Regions from separate parts of the Mus musculus genome. Here region 2 is linked to region 1. Evidence: chromatin loops called from intact Hi-C (ENCODE). Cell type or tissue: left cerebral cortex. All regions are shown on one strand.

Evidence for each region. Hi-C counts contacts between places; a loop is a spot of excess contacts. Peaks named below come from ENCODE experiments on the same cell type or tissue, not always from the same donor. Only the 100,000 strongest peaks of a DNase experiment are listed, where the experiment ranks them.
Region 2: a loop joins it to region 1, with 9 times the contacts of the local background. A loop is called at or near these places in 26 of 42 quality-filtered maps.

The regions. Positions count from the first base shown.
Region 1 is chr6:27,656,176-27,658,675 of GRCm38, forward strand. All of the region lies in intron 5 of Grm8 (glutamate receptor, metabotropic 8), which reads right to left. Among named protein-coding and RNA genes, the nearest start is that of Mir592, 280 kb to the right of the region's middle. In left cerebral cortex, a CTCF peak has its summit at 1,544 (motif pointing right); a DNase peak (open chromatin) is centred at 1,547.
Region 2 is chr6:28,134,953-28,137,452 of GRCm38, forward strand. It overlaps a transcript of Grm8 not described here. Among named protein-coding and RNA genes, the nearest start is that of Grm8, 9.8 kb to the left of the region's middle. In left cerebral cortex, a CTCF peak has its summit at 1,140; DNase peaks (open chromatin) are centred at 119 and 1,117; H3K4me3 peaks cover 1,141 bases; H3K27ac peaks cover 455 bases.

The DNA.
Region 1 (2,500 bases):
TTGTCTCTGAAATTTCATGAGTAATATATAGTTTCCTGTAACATGTATGTATCCATTACTAAAACACTTGCTGATCGAATTAAAAGTAAATAATTATAACTTGGAAGGGGGAAAGAAAACTGAGAGCAGGCATACAACATATTCCAAAGGGCTCCTCTTAGCAAACTTAAAACTGGTTTTCTTCACAGGACTGATTACAAGAATAAGATACATAGTTACATCATTGGCTGAGTTGCATTCCATTACTGTGTCTACCTCCTCAACTATCCAAGGAAACACAATGTGTTAAATACCTACAGAAACTATGCTTGACATCTGGCTAGGGCAGGTTACCTGCGGTTTCATCTAGCTAATATCAGCAGAGCTGTCAGAATAGTATTACTTGATTGCAAAGAAAAAAATAGTACCAGCTGTTTCCCTTATATCAGGAGAACCTTTAATAGGCAAATATTAAACCTATATGATACACAGCATGTTTTAGATATGTATACATCATAGAATGGACAAACCAAGCGAACATCAAATTTACTTCACACAGTGTTTATAGTTATAACAATTAAAATATTCATTTGTCAAATGTTAAGCATAAAATATATTGTTTTCAATGTCCTAGGAAGAAATTGATTTCTTGAACTTATTCCTCCCATCTAACTGACGTTTTCCATCCCTTGAGTGACATTGTCCTATTATTTATGTTCTAAGAGCCACCTCCTTTGAGCTCTGCATCTATGGTACAGCACATTATGATTCACACGTAAGCAAGGCATGGGTTTCCTATACCTGGCTTGTTTTAGTAAACTAAGTATGCATCTATAAAGGATTATACCCAGAGGACATCGTATAAAAAGGAAGGAACCCTCATCATTAGCAGCTGTATGTATGAGTCTGAAGAATTTATTATGAGAACTTTTGAGTAAGTCCCATGCCTGTGATTTTTTTTTTCTGGCCAGCCTTTTCATATACATGAGAAGAATATTTATTTAGACACTAATGTGACCATCCTAACCATGTCTATATACATTTATGGCTGCAGCCTAGGTAATAGTCTCACAAGATTGTGGTGGAAACAAAAATGAAATCATAAATTTAAAACACCTCAAAGATTAAAAAAAAAAAAAAAAAAAAAAAGCAAGTGCAGAGACTATAGTGAAGATCATGGCTGCCTACTTCAAACAAGACTTTCACTCCAAGAGTCATAGTATCACATAAATTCAACCAACAGGCAGTGAGGCATGAATCTTGTGGGCAGCCATAAATAGCCAGATCATTCTTAGCAAATGCTATTGACATCGAAAAAGTAATCCAGAAAGATTTATAGAGGGAGGTCAACTAGACAGATTTCACAAAGAAGACTGAGTGAAATACCTCTTTGAATAAATTGGTGGGGTTTGTCCCTGTAAGACTCAAAATCATCTTGAGTTTTTCTTGTAAATGTTTGACACGCCATTCTCCATTTAAGAATCCATTCCTAAGCCACCACCACTTGTTTAAATTATAAGGACTGTGGAACCTTGTGTCTGCAATTCAAAGAACCTACCAGCAGATGGCAACATTGCCCTGTTGAGCAATGTCACTGGACCCTGTGACAGGGCTTAAAATACTAGATGCTCCATGAATGGGGTCCCTGCATGTGGCATTCATTTACACAAGCAAAATGATGGAAGCCTCCAGAAGTTAATATGAAAGAAGAGAGAAGTGTACAAAAGTATATAGGAAAGTTGTAGGTAAGAAATATTCATTTCCAAATACAAATCAAGTTGGTAAAACATCTATAGCTGTTTTGGCAGTTTCATACTTACCTACTATCAGTCAACTCTTCCACAATTGTTTTTACAGTTTATATTTTCTCTACATCCCCAGAGATTGCATTAGTCTCATTTTTTCCAGGTCTGCCTACTCAAATTATTGTGAATGTTTAAGTATTGTTCTATGATCCTTACAAGCAAGTGAACTGATGTCCTTAATTATTTCTAAGTAGAGGTGTTGACCACAGTGGCTAAAAGCTCTGGCCTCAGTGTCAAAGACTGATGGGTCTTAAACTGTTCAGCATTTACTTAGGCAAATTATTTAATCTTGTTACATCCAAGTGCCCTCAGTAAGAGAATGTTAACACCTGTTCCATAGAATGAAAAACAGATCAAATGTTAAAAAGTGCTAAGTGTAAAAATTACAATGTCTGGCCCAGAGCAAGTCCTCAATGATGCCTGTAATCATCACTGACTATATAATATGTACTTCACTGAACATTCTTCGGGTTGAATGGTGAAAATTTTAAAAACTGGGACTTGTTGACTCATTACAGCTTAGTTTTCTAATCATAGAGGATTCTGAAAAGAGACTGGGTTTCCCTTTACAATTGATTTTAATCTCTCCAAACTGTCTCTCAGTCTTGGCCGTTTCAGTCCGTGTCTTTGCAGGTATTCTCTGATCACTGTAGCATCCCATTGGCCTGTTCTTTGGAAGATTAGTGCTTGGGGGCTGGGGTGGGGAGGGAGGCTCT
Region 2 (2,500 bases), 480 kb after region 1:
GGGGTGTCTTACCCTGCTCCCCGCAGAGGGCGAGGTGAGGAAGCCTGCGGGGGACCCGCAGCTCCATATCAGCGCTGCCGCCGCCTTGGCCACCGAGAGAGGCGAGCACCACGGCCGCACTTGTGGCTGGTCTCCGGGCTGAGGGGGCTGAGCCGGCCGAGCCACCGGCGAGTCTCTTCCATGTGAATAACAAATACTCCCACCGGCGGCCGCGATTGGTCTACGCCCGGCGCCTCCCGACCCTCCGCCCGCGGCCATTCACCCCACGCGGCGCGGGGAGCCGCGGCGGGGATCGCGCCCGGGATCACCAATCGCTTCGCACCAACCATTCACCCCGGGAAGTGAGAGGGGGGTAATCGCCGAGGGGCAGAGACCCGGACGTGAGTAGGGACAGGGACACCCCAGTGACAGGACCCCTTCACATTCAAGTCTGAATCAACTCCGAGTTCTGTTTTTTTGGATTTGTTTTGTTTTTATATACCAGCCCCACCTGACGAAAAGTAAGGGAACCGCACCACGGCGCAGTGAGCTCGGCTGCCGCTGACGACCCGAAGCGAGAGGGACAACTCTTGCTAACCCAGGACCCCCTCCCTCCCAATGAGCACAACTCCGAGGAGGGTGAACGTGAAGAAGACACGACAGATGACAAGTGTCCTGACACTTGCTTTCTTTTCAGTGATGCTCAAAGTAGCTCCCTCAAGCCGCGTGCTTCCTCATAAAGTTTGCCTCCCACTAGCGGCTGTTCCGCCCTAGGTCCTGCCCTGGGGCTCGGACACCAGAGGGTGCCAGCGAACGCCTTCTACCTCGCCCCTGGAGCCGGAGGAGGAGTATAGCCCCACTGCGGACACTGGGGACCAGGCAACCAAGGCGACTGTTATTTTTGTGGAGAGGATTCAAGGAGCCCAGATCGAGACGCAAAATTCCTGAAGAGCTCCCTAACCCAGAAACCTCAGGATTCCCTCCCATCCAGCGGCTGGAAACCCTCTGGGCTCCAAGAGCAAAGCCCGAGCCCCTTCCTCCTGTAGTTCCACTGGGTTCTCGCCACGCGGAGAGAAGGCGGGAACTCCTTGCCGCACCACCCTGCACCAGGGGTGCGCTGGCCGGCCTAGCTTTGGATTGGTGAGAAAGTTCCATCTAGAGGTGGCCGCGCGCAACTGCAGCCCAAGACCAGAGCCCAGAAGAGAGGTGTACTATGGGGAGGAGGGATGGAGACTTGTAAGCATGAAAAGAGTGGAGAAGAGAGGAGATTAGACTCAGTAGCTACAGAGATTTTACAACTTCATAAGCATCATGAATCTTATAAGCTTCATCACGAGTCACTCGTCTGAACTCCAGTGTACAGGTTATAAACCTTATCCTGTTCAGGTTTCTTTTACTTTTGAATCAACTCTAAAACGATAAAAATTCTCTCTCTCTCTCTCTCTCTCTCTCTCTCTCTCTCTCTCTCTCTCTCTCTCTCTCTCTCTCCCTCTCCCTCTCCCTCTCCCTCTCCCTCCCCCTCCCCCTCCCCCTGACCCTCCCCTTCCCCCTCCCCCCTCCCTCTCCCCCCTCCCCCTCCCCCCAGGAGAAGAAAGAAATCTTGATTTAGAGATATGCTTGGAAAATGCTAAGCCTGAAATCCCCATAGGTTCTGACCTCCCCAAGGCTGGCATTAAAGTGTGACATTTTCAGTGAGAAGACAACAGTCTCCTCCCTAGTTCCCTAAAACCACCCAGACCCTCTTAGCGAAGAGTCAGCTGATTTACAGAATGCGTCGTCCTCCCTGCTCATTCACGCCATCTCTTACCATCCTCCTTCTATGGCTGAAGGAAGGGAAGAGGATTTGGAGGAAAAGCCAGTACCACGATTCCTTTTAAGGTGGAGAGAAATCAGAACCGACACAGACGTGGGACTGACTGGGTAGGATCAGAGGTTGCACCTGTGCTGTGGAGTTGAGCGGTTCTCGTGGGACCTTGAATCGCTTCCCCTCCCAGGTAGGGAGGTAGTTTTGGCAACAGAGCCCAGAGGTCACCAATCTGGAGTCTGAGCTTACCTAGGCTGAGCACCTCTGTCTGAGCAGGGATGTCTGAGCGGTAGTGTACAGACTTGAAAAAAAAATCCCTCTCTAGGCTCATTACTAATGTCTTGGTACATTCAGATGAAAGATGAACAAAAAGGAACCAGAAGACAGGTCAATGCTGAAAAATACTCTGAAAATCGGAGCCGCTGACCACATTCTGGTCTTCAGGGTCTGGACCAGAATCCTTGCAGCGTTAATGCCCGGTGTTAGCCAAGAGGGCAATGCTCTAGTGGGCCCATTTCCATAATGAGGACAACACAGCTGGCTGTGGCTTTGGATGGTTTTGACAAGGCCCAGTAAGCTGCTAAGGAGAGAAGTGGCTAACGAGCTGCTTGTCTCGTTTTCCTATTGATCATCACCTGCAGAGAATATGTCTTCCAGGCATATTGCTGCCCTTTCCCTGTGCAGCCCTCTGAGAAATAAATAGGCCTGGTCTCTCCT